Regions from separate parts of the Mus musculus genome. Here region 2 is linked to region 1. A link is a loop called in an ENCODE intact Hi-C map of the cell type or tissue named here. Cell type or tissue: heart. All regions are shown on one strand.

Region 1 (8,000 bases):
CAGTTAGTTAGAGACTCTGTCTGAGAAAATATGATGAAAAAGCAACTGAGGAAGACATCTGTCTTTAATTTTTACTACTGGGATAAAACACTGACCAAAATACATGGATTAATTTCATTTTCACGTTGTGTTCCATCACTGAGGTAAATCAGTGTAAAACCTCAAGGCAGGAACTTGAAGGGAGGACCGGAAGCAGAGACCATGGAAGAATACTGCTTACTTAGTTGTTCCTCTTACCTTCAGGCCCCCTTTTCCTAGGGTAGCATCACTAAGAGTAGGCTGAGTCCATCCACATCATTATTTCAAAAAGTGTCCTATAGACTTCCCTAAGAGCCAGGTCTATTGATGCAGGTATTTCCTCACCTGAGATTTCCTCCTCCCAGATGACTCTAGCTTGCATCAAGTTGAAAACTATGAAACTGTCTTCGTCAATGTTCTATTTCTGTTAAGAGACACCATAACTTCCAGGCAGTGGTGGCACACACCTTTAATCCCAGCACTTGGGAGGCAGAGGCAGGCAATTTCTGAGTTCGAGGCCAGCCTGGTCTACAGAGTGAGTCCCAGGACATCCAGGGCTACACAGAGAAACCCTGTCTCAAAAAAAAAAAAAAAAAAAAGAGAGATCCCATAACCAATACAACTCTTATAAAGGAAAACATCTAATTGGAGCTTGCTTACAGTTTGAGGGGGTTATCAGTCCATTATCATGGCAGGAGTAGGGCAGAATCCACCCAGATGTGGTGCTGGAGAGAAACACACCCAGATTCCACAGCCGCAGGAAGCAGGGAGAGAGAGACCCTGGCCTGGCTCGAGCGTTTGGAACCTCAAAGCTTACCTTCAGTGACACACTTCCTCCAACAAGGCCATACCTCCCATTATTTCTAACAGTCCTGCCCCCTGTTCATCCATCAATTAAAATGTGTTCCAAATATGAGGAGATACTGGAGGAGGTTGATATGAGATATTGTGCTAGCTGGTGTGGTAGTTTGGATGAGAATGGCCATTCTTATGCTGGGTCTGTGTCCCCAACCCACACTTTCTTCTCTTTTCCTTAACTCTCTTCTCTTCTAATCCACAATTAAAGATTTCTTGATGGCTCTGTTTTGGCTCTCTATTTCTCATCTACTTCCACAGCTGTAACCATCCTTATGCAGATGATGTTTAAGCTTTCTTTTTTTCTCAGAAACATCTTTCTCCACATCCCAGAATTACTTAGATATAGCACTGGAACTTTAAGCTTGAAATAGTGAAAAAGAGTATTTTTAAAATTGTTTCTTAATTGCATTTTCTTGTGTGTATGCATTCACGTGGGCACATCTGTGCCATGGCTCATGGGCCAGAACTCACATGTGGAAATCTGAGGGCAACTTGCAGGGGTCTGATTTCTCTATTCATGATGTAGATTCTTTGAATCAAACTCAGGTTACAGGTCTGATGGCAGGTATCTGGACCCACTGAGTCATCCCACCAAAGAACTCATTCCGGGGGGTGGGTATGGGGGACCTTTGGGATAGCATTGAAAATGTAAACGAGGAAAATACCTAATAAAAAAAAAATTAAAAAAAAAAATTAAAAAAAAAAAGAACTCATTCCAATAGCTTCCAAATCTGTTCCTTTTTCTTCATTTTTAAATCTTATTAATAATTATTAGTATTGCCCATTTGTCCAGTAATTCATGCTCAGGAATTTGTGGATTATCTAGGTTTCCATGTATCTCCAAGGCTTTATTTTGAAATGGTCTCATGTTGCTTAGACCGGCCTTAACCGTGCCAGGTGGCTAAGGCTTACGTTGAAATCCTTAATCCTATAATTCTGAGTGTTGGTGTTAGGGATGTGAGCCGCCAAGCCCACACTGCAGACTATTATTCATCAAACTGAGGGATGAAGAGAAAAGACTTACAAATAACTCTCTTTGTCTTAGAAGTATTCAATACTGAGAAAGGAAATACAAGGGCAAGCTGAGGGCATCATATGAGATCATGGTAAAAATGGTGAATGGGAGGTACAAAAGTTCAAATATTAATTATACAGTTGAATATGTGAGTGGGAGGGCTATAAATTTCTATCAAATACCTATTGATAGAGAACGGCAGCTAAAATTAGCAAAGGCTTATTTGTGTTTTATGAGAAAGCTAGGAGCAGCACAGCTAAAGGGCTCTGACTTGGAGTCTCTCTTGTGTCTACAAAGAAGGCTTTCCTTCCACCTTCATGCATGTGGTTACTAGCTGGCTGCCCACGTAGTCTCACAGCATAGCATCTGGCTTCCCTCTCTCTAGGGAGGGCCACCTTACAAATGAGTGAATGAGAGGGAGTTGTAAAGACAAAAATTACACGCCTAACAGTAATCATAAGTCTAATTTCAGAAATGACACTGAGATGAGAGTATTGTTCTGTAGCCCAGAATGTAAGTGAAGTTTGGTAACTAGGCCCCCTGTCAGTTTTAAAAGCCTATTTCTTCAATTTTGCAATTCTTTGGCTCTAGACACTTACTGTTTCCAATCGCCTCAAGGATCTATCATCTGAATTCATGGAATTTCCTTGGCTCAAAAGTCTGGTGCTTGGGGCTGGAGAGATGGTGTCAAGAGTACTGCTTGCTCTTCCAGAAGACTACAGTTTGATTCTCAGCATTCGCACGGTGGTTTCCAACCATCTGTAATTCTAGTTCTAAGAGGATCTACACTAGCACTTCCCACATGTGGTGTACAGATACACAGGCAAGTAAAACATATACATAAAATAAAAAAGCCCTACTCCCAGCACTGGGAGGCAGAGGCAGGCAGATTCCTGTGAGCTAAAGGTCAGCCTGGCCTACAAAGTGAGATCCAGGGCAGCCAGGGCTGTTACACAGAGAAACCCTGTCTCGAAAAACCAAAAACGTCTGGTTCTCAAACTTGAATACAGGCAAGAGAACACCTAAGACCACCAATGCTCTTTGGAGTGTGTTAGCCTGCATACCTCAAGCCCAGTGTAGCAAGTCACTGCAATATGTTAAAAGTCCATCTTATACTAGATTCTAAATAGCCAAGTAGAAGCAGGTGCCAAGGACTTGTATTCTACAAGTTAAATTAGGACAAGGTCCTCCCTCAACAGACACTAGCAGAGCATGGTCCCTTCACAGGAGCACTTTTGGAAGACATCTGACAATGGAGAGCATTTTATTCCCACACAGCTAGCTGAACCTGTCACTATCCTTAACATTCACATAAAAATTTCTAAATAAATTATGTAACTGTGCCGGTACAAGGTGGGGGCAGGGGACTCGCTCACTCTTGTAAATCTAGCATCTGAGACGTAGAGGAGGAGGCTCACTCGGGTAACCCTGGGTGATATAGGAAGAGTTTGACTTAAGTGGGGGCGTATTGGTGGATGCTTTTAATCCTAGCACTCTGAAACCTGAAGCAGGAGGATCTCAGTGAGTTCGAGGTCAGACCTGTCTATATAGAGTTCCAGAATAGCCAGAATTGCCATAATAGAGACCCTGTCTCAATAATAGAGACCCTGTCTCAATAATACTCTGTCTCAATAGAGGCTCTGTCTCGAACTAATCGAAAATAAAAACTGGTGGTACTATTGAGAGCTCCCTGAACTGACTGAGAACAACCTCGAATACGGGGTATTGGGCACGGTCACCACAGTGGGCATGCTTGGCAACTACTCATAGGACGTTCTGGCGTATTCTCTCCTACACTAAAGTTATCCCTTCACACTCACGCAAGGTCTTACCTGGGCCGAAGCTCCTGAGAGACCGACTCATTTTTTCGTTTCTCGCGCAGCATCCCGCGCCTAGCGTTGGCAGTTTCTCTTTATTTCCTGGGAATACCACCAATTTGGGGAAACCGACGCCTGAAGCCAGAAAGGAATGGAGGAGCCACGGCTTCCCGCTCTGCAGAAGACAGCACGGGATTGAAGAGAGGGCTTTAGTCTCTCCTTAGGGCGCTCGCTCGGTGTCCTCCGGAAGGAGCGACAGGGTTTTTCAGGCCTGCAGCCTTAGAAAGAGTCGGAGGCAAAGGAGATGCTGCCGCTAGAATAACTCTGGGCACAGTCTACGACCGCAACACCATCTACCCAAGAGGGCGGGCCCAACATCTAATTTCGCGCCTCGCCGGAAATGACGTGATACCCCTCCCCCTCGCAGTGTTACTGACTGCTTTCCGGTTCCGGGCCTCCGGGCTGCGCATGAGCTCTGACTTCTACAGGCCTTCCACACGAGGCGACATGAAGGGCTCTGCGTCCGAATCTCCCAGTGCCTCGGTCGCTGAGGCGACCACCACCGACGTGCAAGTGACCCCGACCGCTCTTTTACAGCTGGACAGAGAGCAGGCGAGTGGCTTTTGGGGACGACGATTCGGGAAGCAGGGTGGTTAGGACCCGCGTTCGGCGCAGGGTGTGGGGCGAGAGGCTGGAAATGAAGTGGGCCCGCGACCGCGTGGGCTCTCCGGAGCTCGAGGCTGGCCTCTGGGAACGCACCCAGCGGGCTCGCTCTTCTCACACTTCTGGCCTGTTTGCCTCCTGTGGAAAGCGGGCTTCTGCGCTCGGTTCTGCAGCATCACAGGTCATGTGTCCGTGCACAAAGTGTTGGTAGCAGGGCCAACGCGCCTTTCCTGACCGCTTCCTTTCTCATAGAGGGCAGGAGAAGCTTCCGAATAGTCCTCTTACGTAGAAAGGACAACCTGTAAACAGATTTTGGAAGCAAGTCCTTAGATGTTTTAGACGGGTTCTTACATTGCAATGGGTACAAATTGTAATATCCCGATACGCTGATGAAATTTGCCCAATAGAAAGAGGAGCGCCAGGCTTTGTGGCGCACGCCTTTAATCCCAGCACACGGGAGACAGGCGAATCTTTTGAATTCGACGCCAGCCTGGACTAAGTATTCCAGGTTGGCCAGAGCTATATAGGAAAACCCTCTCTTGAAACGCCCCCCGCCCCCCAAAGGAGCAAAGGAAGCAGATATGTCTGTGTGGGAGCAATTAACATAGATTGAGAAAATTAACTTATTCTCTGTCTCTGCAGATTAGAAAGGCAGTGGAAGTAATATCTAATCGCTCAAAGTCCAAAAAAAACAATAATGAATTGCTGTTGAGTGGGAGCGAAAATTTATTTTTAATGGTGATATTATGGAAAATTCCAGAGAAAGAACTTCGGGTCAAAGTGTAAGTAATTATTTATCTCTTGAGAGTTGTTTGGTTGGATTTTTTTGTTTTTTGGCTGTTTTTTTTTTTTAACATTTATTTATTTTATGTATGTGAGTATACTGTTGCTGTCTTCAAACACACCAGAAGAGGGCATCAGACCTCATTACAGATGGTTGTGAGCCACCATGTGGTTGCTAGGAATTGAACACAGGATCTCTGGAAGGGCAGTCAGTGCTCTTAACCGCTGAGCCATCTCTCCAGCCGCCCACCCCCTTTAATTTTTAAAACTCAGAGTGTGAGTGTAAGAATGTGGGCCACATGTGTCCAGTGCTTGCAGAAGCCAAAAGAGGATGTCAGACCACCTAGACTGCAGAGATAAGAGGTTGTGAGCAGCCCAGTGTTGGTACAGGTGACAGAAATCAGATCTCCTGGGAAAGCAGCAAGTGCTCTTAACTGCTGAGTGTGTACAATCCTGCATTTGGTCTCTCTAGCCCAATATTTTCTCTTTTAGAGCCAGAAGTGGCAGAGGCAGGCAGATCTCTTGAATTCGAGGCCAGCCCTATCTTCAGAGCGTATTCTAAGACAGAGAAACAATGACATGAAAACAAATAACTAAAAATATTTTTAAAGAGCATTTATTTGTGTTTGTCTGTCTGTCTGGAGTATTGGGTGCACGCATGTGGCAGTCAGTGCCATTTCTCCCTACCATGTTGGTCCTGGAGCTTGAGCTCTGGTTGTTAGGCCTGGCACTGAGCACAGGTTTTCACCCACTGATTCATCTGGCTTGCCTGCATGTATTGTATGTTCTCCTTAGCTCTCCTAGGTCAACAATGACCTTGAATGAGAGTAAGCATGTGTTGTGAATAACCCACGTACTTTCTGGCCTTTTTTGTCGTGTTTTGCAGACCTTTGCCTCATAGCATTCTCTCCGAATCCTCAGATGTATGTCTCTTCACAAAAGATGAATTCGATTCACCTGAACAGACAGAAGGTTTCTATAAAAAGCTTTTGAAAAAACACGGAGTTAACACTATCTCTCAGGTAGGTGTGCTGATGCGTTGAAGTCCTTTCAAAGACTTCATAGAAATGAAGTACGATACACTGCTGTAATTCTTGATCTTTCAGGTCTATTTTCATTGTAATTTTATTTTATTCTTTTATGGCTATGATGTGTGTTCCTAACATGCATGCACCGTGTGGATGCAGGTGTCTTCCATGGCCAGAAAAGGGTTTGAAGTCTCCTGGAGTTAGGGTTTCAGGTGGTTGTAAGCTGCCTGATTGGTGTGGGAAATAAAACGCAGGTCCTTCAAAAGAGCGTCAAGTTCTCTTAACTACCAAGCCATCTCTCCAGCCCGTTTTTCTCTTTTTAATGTAATTGCCACTGTAATGTCATTGTTGGCTGTATTTGCTTTTGCTAAAGGTGGTATTCTGATTGGTGTCTGAAAAGCTAAATGCATGTCAGATTTCATATCTTATTTTTAGTTGTCTTGAGCAGAGTGCCTAAGGGAGAATGGGGTTCCCCGCAACTGGAGTTGTAGAAGGTTGTTTTCATGTGTTCTAAGAGCAGTCGGCTCCAAAGCACTGAGCCATCTATACTCCCGTTGCAGATTGCTTAAAAACCTAATTTTTTGTGTACTTGTAGAGCATCACATGTCTGGCTCTGGCTTGTGATTATTTGTTTATATTTGTAGTCTGTTTCTTTATATTTCTCCTGGTAGTAGGAATTGAATCCAAAACTTTACACATGTTAGATCAAACTTACACATGCTAGACTCTACCCCAAACTTGAAATGTAGACCAGGCTAGCCTCTAACTCAGAATAGATTTAACTTTTACACCTCTATATCAAGTGCTGCTACCTCCCCACCCACAATACCCTTGCTTTTTTAAAAGTGGGTGGTTTTTGGTTTTTTTGGTTGGTTGGTTGGTTTTTTTTTTTTTTTTTTTTTTTCTTCGAGACTGGTATTTTTTTCTGTTTAGCCCTGGCTGTCCTGGAACTCACTTTGTAGACCAGGCTGTCTTAGAACTCAGAAATCCACTTGCCTCTACCTCCCAAGTGCTTGGATTAAAGGCATGCGCCACCACCGCTCAGCCTGGGTGTTTTGTCTACATGTGTCTATGCACCTTATATAAGTACCCATGTAGATCAGAAGAGAGTCTTGAATTCCCTGGACCTGGAGAGAGATACACATGGCCACGAGCTACTATGTGGGTGGTGGAATCAAACCCAGGTCCTCTGTAAGAGAAACTAATGCTTTTAACCACTAAGCTGTCTGTCTCTGCAGCTCGTTTTATTTTGTTTGAGATAGCATCTTGCTCAATTGCTGGGCTACCCTCAAAGTTAGTATTCTCCAACCTGAAATTCCCAAGAACAAGTTATGTCATATACTTCAGTGCCTGGCTGACATGCTGGGATTTTATCCAGGCTCCTTGATCGTTCCTCTCAGGGTCTCCCACCATCTGGCTAGGCCTCTAGCATATTTTAGCTGCTTAGGAATTTATTAATCCGAGAGGGGCATGGCTCTAGGACCAGTCTGAATCGGAAGTGTTAAATATTTCTCCTTCTGTTTTAGATGCTTAACATTTTATGGTTTTGGTCTTGTTTCTGTATTCTAGATTATCCCTTTTAAAACTTTAAAAACAGAATATAAAGCCTATGAAGCCAAGCTCCGCCTCCTGGGTAGCTTTGAAGTCTTTATTACTGATGCGAGAATTCGACGGCATTTGCCCTCACACATAGGGAGGCATTTTTATCAGAGAAAGAAGTGAGTTTATTTGCAGTGACTGGACTTGACTGGTATGGGGTTTCTGTGTGTCTCCAATGTTCTGATGCCTGTGTGCTTTTATAGAGTTCCAGTGTCTGTG
Region 2 (8,000 bases), 68 kb after region 1:
GCAAATCTAGTGTTGTTGAGAGACTCACTTGTGTAGAATTGCTGCTGGTTATTCTAGAGCTGGCCTGCTCTGACCTTGTGCTGCTCCTGCTTTTCCTCAGGGTGTTAATTCTGCCCAGAATACTTAACTGCCTTTCAAATGACCTAGTTTGTACAGCAGCTTCTCTGGATGAGCACTACTTAGCTTCTTGTGCTTTGGCTTCTGTCCCCATACTGTAGTTGGTCCTGTACTGATACTATGTCTGGTTTTGGATTATATGTCCCTTGCCTGGCTTCCCCAGAGTGAAGCCTGGACTAATCTCAGGCAGCAGTGAGAGGTCCAGGCTCTCAGGCAGCACATCTCCCTGCACTCTTAGGTGGACTTCCACTGCTGGATGTGTGGGAAGAACTGTAACAGTGAGAAGCAATGGCAAGACCACATCTCCTCTGAGAAGCACAAGGAGAAGGTTTTCCACACTGAGGATGACCAGTACTGCTGGCAGCACCGCTTCCCCACTGGGTACTTCAGTATTTGTGAGAGGTGTGTAGGCCCCTGAGGGTTCCCTGTGGAGAGGGCTGAGCCCATGGCCCTTCCATGGTCTTTTTATCTGCAGCTAGAGTAGGAAGTGGGTGGTAGCCTGGTGCTGTGACCTGGCAGGCGCTGGGGCCCCCAGGAAGGGTATCCAGGTGCACCTGCCCACACTTTCACCACCTTTGGAGTTTCAGAGCTCTGGCATGTCTTTGCTCATAATCAATGCTCAGAAAATTAGTGGCTTTTAAGTTATATTTTCTATATAAACTTAGAATATAGCATTGGGTTGGAGGGATGGCTTAGCAGCAGGAGTGGTTGGGTTGGGGAGTGGGGGGAGGGGATAGGGGATTTTTGGAGGGGAAACTAGGAAAGGGGATAACATTTGAAATGTAAATAAAGGGAATATCTAATAAAAAAAAAGAATATAGCATTGGGTTGGAGGGATGGCTTAGCAGTCAGGAGCACCTGCTGCTTTTTGAGAGGCCCCAGATCTGCTTCTTATTACACATATCAAGTGGCTTACAGCTACCTGTAACTTCAGTTCCAAGGGATGAGACATGATCTTTCAGTCTCATACATACTCAGGCATATTCATATACATATAAAATAAAAAACAAGTACTAGGTGGTGGTGGCACACACCTTTAGTCCCATCATTCTGGAGACAGAGTCAGGCAGATCTCTGAGTTCAAGGCTAACCTGGTCTACAGAGTGAGTTCCAGGATAGCCAGGGATGCACAGAGAAACCCTGTCTTGAAGAAAAAAAAAACCCTCCCTCAAAATTACTGTTTGTATTTACTTACTAAATTTAGAGCCTCTGACTTGGGGACACAATCAGAGTTATGGGATGCATAAGGCCCAATATCACAAGAAAACAAAAATAAAGAATCTTGTTGGATAATTTTAAATATCATAAAATCCTTAAAATATTTTTCTTTTTACATACCTTGCCCCCAAACTGAGGCAGGGAAGATGATCCAGCAGGTTTGAGCACTACTTACTGGACAGGCATGAGGACCTGAGTTCAAGCCTCCAAAATCCATGTGAAAAGCCAGACATGTTTGCCTATAGGAAGGGCAGGGACAGAGGGCGGTTGGAGCTTAGATCCCAGCAGCCTCACTTAGTTTGGGTGAGGTACTCTTTAAGGGAATCAGGTGGAGAGCAATGTAGCCGGGCACCCAGTGACCTCCTTTATGTCCAACACTTCTCACTGAGCTAGGCCCCCAGCCCTTGCAGGACTTGCTGACGGACAAACACTTTTAAATAGTTCATAGTACTAATTCCCTGTTGTGTATATTGTGTCCATAGAAGATTTATGTCCCGGGCTTACGTTTCCTAAGTGGGTCTGGGATGCAGCTCTGTGGTTAGGAACATGTACTTAGTAGGCAGGAGGCCCTCTGTTTTATCCCCAGCAGCAAAAAGAGAGAGGGAAAATGCCAACTTTATGACTGCAGAAGATGTATGCAGATCAGACACACAGCTGGAGGAGAATGTGTTTTCAAGAGTCATGACCCTATTTCTAATTGCATCATATACTCCTAACAGGTATATAAATGGCTCCTGCACAGAAGGAAGCAGCTGTAAATTTGCACATGGAAATGCTGAACTTCATGAATGGGAAGAAAGAAGAAAGGCCCTACAGATGAAATTCAAGAAAGCACGGAAAGATCACTTAATTGCCCCAAATGATAATGACTTTGGAAAATATAGTTTTTTGTTTAAAGATTTAAAGTAATATGCTGGCTTTTATGTAACCCAATCAGAGCACTGACCAGAAAAATTGCAAGTGTTGAGAGGCACACAGCAGAAGAGCTGCAGATTTCTGCTTGATTGGCATCTATCGTTCCTCCTGAGCAGCAACCCACAGTAGATAGGAAAAAGGCTGTTTGACAGGCCTGGCTAAGCTCTTGCGGAGCCACTGGCATCAGATGGCGAAGGGACTTGCTGCCAGGTTGCTGTCTGTTGGACAGAAGCTCGGATGAGGTGTGCTGGGGAAGGGGTAAGGTTGAGGATGACTCTGAGGTCAGAGCCACAGCAGTGAGTGTAATGCACAGTGGGATCGGAGTACATGATGGATGAAATTCCTTATGTGTTTTAGTGGAATGAAGTTATTTAATATAATAAAGTCTGCTACTTATCTGTATGTAGGTTGCTAAAAAGGATTTTCTTAACTCAGATTTTTAAGCCAAATAACCATTTAGCACTAGTGTCTGTTAAATGGGTTTTTCTGTATTTGTCTGTCTCACTGTGGCAAGGGAACCGATGATGATCATGCACATCAATATTTGGAAAATAATCAATTGACACAAATTTTATTTCTTGGTCTTTTGCTGTTTAAATAATGATTTTTGAAAGATTCAACTTGTACTGCTGGTATTGTGTAGTGTATGGACCAATATTGCTTGTAATAAAAGATCTTACATAGAGATGACTTTCATAGTTTTGGTGTGGTCCTTTCTCCTTCAGGAGTTATTGGAACTGGGTTTTAGAGAGGTTTTGTTTGCTTTTTGGTGTGTGGGGTGCTGGGGCTTAAGCCTAGCACCTTGTCTGTGTTAAGTGGACACTGTGCCTTTGAACATAGAAATAGCTATGAACAAGACACATAGAAAAGCTCGTCTCCCTGCAGCCCTGATAGCTTTCAGAGGCAGGGAGCAGCAAGGAGGGAGGAAAGCAGCAGGGCAGTGGTTGGTGGGCCAGGGTGCTCAGCATGCTGCCTGTGAGGCAGGGGCTCCACGAAGAACCAGTCTGTTAGTTGCCTGATCAGAATCACTTCCTCAGGACGAAGCTCAAGAGGTAGGATGCTGAGAAGCCTAGGAAAGAGTTTGGGCAAACTGCAGGTTGTTAAGGTGAGTAGTGTGTGGGGTGGGGGTGGGAGATGGGGGTCACCTCCAGGACTCTGGTGATAGTATGGAAAACTAATACTAACTGGCACATGTTAGGACTTGGTTATCTCCATTGGGTGGTTTTGTTAAAATAATCTTACAATTTTATGTGTACAACATTATAACCAGTGCCCATGGAGGTCCGATCCCCTAGCACTAGAGCTATAAACTTTTATGAGCCTCGTGTGGATGCTGGGAATTGAACACTGGTCTTCTAGAACAACCAGTGCTCTTTTAATCACTGAGCAATCTCTCCAGCCCCACATAGGAAACATTTGATCTAGATTATTTTGCCCTCCCTACCAACTTTACAAAAAGATTTTATTTTTAATTATATGTGTGTGTACCTTGGAGGACATCAGATTACCTGAAGTATGAGGTAGTTCACTACCTGTAATTTAGAACCAAACTTGGGTTTTCTGCAACAGCAGTATTCTTACTACTGAGCCTTGTCTCCAGCCCCAACCAAAACTTTATTTTGAAATAGGGCCTTGCTAAATTTCATAGTCTGGCCTTGAAAACTCTATGCAGTCCTGGTACAAGTGGTCCTCTGGTTTTCTCGAGTGGTTGGGACCACAGTTGTGTGCCACTAAGCCTGGTTTAAAAAATTATACACAACTCATATAAACCTAATTTTGGGAGGAAAAATGAAGATAATTCACCCTGTATCTTAGGCTGGCCTTGCATTCTTATTGCTTGGAGGCGTGAGGCAGACAATGTCCTGACTCCAATACTTTCCAAACTTTAATCACGTCTGCTATGTTTCTGTGGATTTGCCCATCAAGCATGGGTCATAGAAATGGGATTACACAATATACATCCATCCTTTTACTTAGAGCTGGGTTCTTTTGTTGAATGTAATTACCACTTATCAGTACTTGTCTCAAGGTTTCTACTGTTGTAATAAACACATGAACAAAAGCTACTTGGGGAGGGAAGGGTTTGTTTTGGTTACACTTTACCATCATTGAAGGAAGTCAAGGTAGAATCCTGCAAGCAGAAACTGAAGCAGAAGGCATGCAGCGTTATTACTACCCCATTACAGAGCAGCCCGGTCTCCGTTTTATTACTGTGTCCTCCAGTCCTTCTCGCCTCTGCACGAGGCCTCCCCGCCCCACTTTCTGAAAAGCAGAGATAACAAACTGCACCCATGTCCTGAAGGGTCTGTCAACAGTGTTGACGCACTAGCGACAATCTGAGCCCTAACAGTACCCGGAAGGGCCGACCAACGGAAGGACTCGCTAAGGAGACACCACCAACTAGCTTCCGGACGCGAGGATGTAGCGTCAGCGCAGTGAATGAAGGACAAGGTCTAGCTTGAGTGACTGCAAGCCTGCGCAGAGTCGCTACAAGAGAGGCGGGACCGGTGGAAGGCTGACGCGGCCGCGAGTGCTGCGAGCACCCGCGCAGACTCCATGGGCTCGAGGGCGTGGCCCCCAAAGGGCGTGGCTTCGCGGGAAGCCGGCATTCGCGCAGGCTCCGAGTCGGAGGGCGGGGCATCTCTGAAGTGTGGCTGACGTGGAGAGTCCGGGTTAGTGAGCGCCGCTGGCTGCGAGGTCCGGGAGTGACGTGCGGGGCCGGGTCCCCGGGCCCGAGGTGGCGGCAGCGACGGTATAAAGCCGGCCACGGGGAGCATGTAATGTCGGAATGCGGAGGCCGCGGCGGCGGCGGCGGGAACAACAGCGAGGACGCCGAGGACGAGGGTGGCGGCCCCAAGGGCTCAGGCTCCCTCAGCCCTGCCGGGGCGGCGGCGTCCTTGGAGGGCCGGATCCGCCGCGGCTTGCGCGGCGCCTCGCTTATGGCGCGCCAGCGGCCAGAGCTGCTGTGCGGGGCCGTGGCTCTCGGCTGCGCCCTGCTCTTCGCCCTCAAGTTCACTTGCAGGTGAGGCTGCCGGGACTCAGGCTCCGCGGCCAGAGCTATGCCACCCCGGCTGCGCGGGGCCAGCTCGGGGCCTCCGGGGTCGAGGGTTGTTTGTCTTCCTCGGGGAAGTCGAGCCTGACCTTGCCTGCGACCACAGGCTTGACCTTCCCGGCGGCCGCGGTCCCCCACTCTCCTAGTTCGGCGTGGAGGCGTTTCCAGGGTGCTGCTCTATATCAATTATGTACCGAGGGCGTTTGGCCCTGTTTCTGAGCTGCTTCTCACCTGTTGGGGTCTCTCGGGGTGCACATGTCAATTCTTGCTCAGGCTATAATGCTCAGTTTTAATTCATTCCATTTTCCTTAATGCTTGCAGTGTGATGATTCACAAGCCATTTAGGGGTCTTAGTCGCTTTTGGGAATCCAGGCAAGCCTTTGATATACTGACAGTGCACGTTTGTACTGAGCACCCGTTAATGCTGAAGACAAAAATCCCCGTTCCCTGGAGTTCTCATTGAAGTGATGATATACAATAAACAAACACTTCAGAGACCTTAATAAGTGCTATGCAGGGAATAGAAGGATGAGGTTGGGTAGGGCAGAAAGGGCCTTCATAGGAAAATGGCATTAGCCACTTACACAAGGAAAGGAAGGGGCAGAGGTGGAAGAGCTGGGGTAAGAGCTATTACAAAACAGTTAAGTGCAAAGATCTGGAGTCTGAGCAAGCTTGGTCTTTTTGTGAAACTTGGAAAAGGCCTGAGTAGGCTGGAGTTTAGGAAGAATGGAAGCTAATGTGCATCTTTTCAGAAAATTGTGTAGATAGATACAAAGTTTATATTTCAATTATACTCCTTGCCTCAGATCATCAGTATATCATTTGACATTGCAGTTTATAAAATCTGTTATCACTTGACATATCCTCTTGGCACTTCTGTCCAGAGGGAGATTTATGTGGGCACAGATTGAGTGTAATGAACACAATATGAGATCCCTGAGGTCAAGATGGGCCAAAAATTAGGAGTTTTAGGGGGAAGAGACTCGTTTTTTTAGTGTTTGCAATGTGTTAGGTGCTATGCTAAAGTGTTTAAAGCCAACTAAAAGTGTTTGTCACCACACCTGGCCTGGAGTTTGAATCTTGAGCAACTAGACTGGTACTGTCTTTATAAGGAAAATACAGAAAGTATTTTACAAGGTGGAATGTTGCAACCTGTCATTTGGATTCATATTAACAGTCCTTTTCCCACGTCAAGGAATTGATTTACTTCAGTTTGCCCAGCTGTGAAAACAGTGCTCAGTGTTTGATCTGAGACACGTGACTTGGTGGGTGACCTCTGAGAGAAGATTGAAGAGTTTAAATCAGTCTGAGGAGCTGTCAGGATGAGCTCCTCAACTGCTTTTGGCTGGGAGAGAGAGCCTGCAGCCTCACTTCCTCAAGCATCTTTCTATGGTGCTGGCAATGGGACAGCCCTTTTAATAAACTCAGATGAATTTTTAAGGACTTTGTTTGATAGGATGGTGTTAAGATATTATGGTACAACTGACCCTGACATCTTTGTTGCTCTTTCCTTAAGATCTTTAATAAGGACAGAGGCTTCAGGAAGAATATATCAGGTCTGTTTTTCAAATTTAATTTTATTCATAGTACAACTCTGAAATAAATGACTGCCCTCCTCAGTGTTGAGTGCTTAGCTTAGTTCAGAGTAGGTGGTCTATAAGAAGGTGAATTTGGAGTTGAACCACAGTGAGTTACTGTGGGTGTTCAGGGCCTCTGATCTTTGCCCACTTCTGTTTATGGGCACTCAGTCTCCATGAATCCATTCTGCTTTCTTTTCTGTGTTTGTTTATTAGGAGTAAAGTGGCATTGTGTATAGTTGCCTTTAGGAGGGAGATTTAAGGTATAGATTTCATTTCAATCGAATTTACAAGCTAGCAGTATGGCTTAGTGGGCAAAGCACTTAACTGCACAAGCCTGACAATGTGAGTTTCATCTTCGAGCTCACGGTGGAAGCAGAGAACAGATTCAGGTTATCTTTGACTTCCATGGGAATGCCTGCACTCACACACATGTGCACAGGCAGTAAACAATAGCTTTTTCTTTTTTTTTCTCCTAAGACAGGGTTTCTCTGTGTAATCCTGGCTGTCCTGGAACTCACTGTGTAGACCAAGCTGGCCTTATACTCAAGAGATCCACCTGCCTCTGCATCCCTGAGTGCTGGGATTGAAGGCCTGGGCCACCACACCTGGCCATCTTTTTTGTTTTTAAACATGCCTTTATTTTTCACTACCAATTCTTGTTTTTGTTTGTGCTACACAAACTTAAGAGTTGTAGGAAGTCTCTGATTTACATGTAATTTTTGAAAAATGTAAAGCAAAACTTGAGAGATTGATGAAAAGGGTCTGTGGTAGAGCAGAGGGCCGTGTTTCTCTTTCCTGGCTGTTTAGTTTTTGTTTGGTTTGTGTTTTATCTGACTTTTAACTTTAAGAACTCCTCTGCACCTGTAAACAAATAATAAGTTGATGTCACCTGGATTTATCCCCAGATTGCATTATTTTATGCTAAGCGTGCAGGTTTTCTTTTTGTTTCTTTTTGGGCCTAGGCCTCATGTAGTCCAAGGTGATTTCAGACTCCTGATCCTACTGCCTTCTCCACTCAAGTGCTTTCATTACAGGTGTGTATAACCATGCTTGGCTTTAAATAAAACAAAAACCAAAAAACCAAACAAACACTGAATTATGTGTGTATGTCTAAATGC

The links. A loop is a pair of places that touch in the nucleus more often than their neighbours do. Peaks named below come from ENCODE experiments on the same cell type or tissue, not always from the same donor. Only the 100,000 strongest peaks of a DNase experiment are listed, where the experiment ranks them.
Region 2: it touches region 1 in a loop (4-fold over the local background); 3 of 42 quality-filtered maps call a loop at or near these places.

What each region holds. Positions count from the first base shown.
Region 1 is chr16:11,199,471-11,207,470 of GRCm38, reverse strand. Rsl1d1 (ribosomal L1 domain containing 1) reads left to right here and starts at 4,179. Exons shown (of 9, transcript NM_025546.2): 1 at 4,179-4,320; 2 at 5,014-5,153; 3 at 6,041-6,176; 4 at 7,752-7,900; 5 at 7,985-8,000. The coding sequence starts at 4,216. It overlaps 2610020C07Rik (RIKEN cDNA 2610020C07 gene), which reads right to left and starts at 4,088. Exons shown (of 3, transcript NR_038156.1): 1 at 3,724-4,088. In heart, no CTCF peak of the experiment used is centred here; a DNase peak (open chromatin) is centred at 4,160; H3K4me3 peaks cover 3,552 bases; H3K27ac peaks cover 2,072 bases.
Region 2 is chr16:11,131,540-11,139,539 of GRCm38, reverse strand. Txndc11 (thioredoxin domain containing 11) reads left to right here and starts at 5,008. Exons shown (of 12, transcript NM_029582.2): 1 at 5,008-5,272. The coding sequence starts at 5,031. It overlaps Zc3h7a (zinc finger CCCH type containing 7 A), which reads left to right. Exons shown (of 23, transcript NM_145931.3): 22 at 356-519; 23 at 2,055-2,946. The coding sequence ends at 2,244. In heart, a CTCF peak has its summit at 4,987; a DNase peak (open chromatin) is centred at 4,769; H3K4me3 peaks cover 3,319 bases; H3K27ac peaks cover 2,270 bases.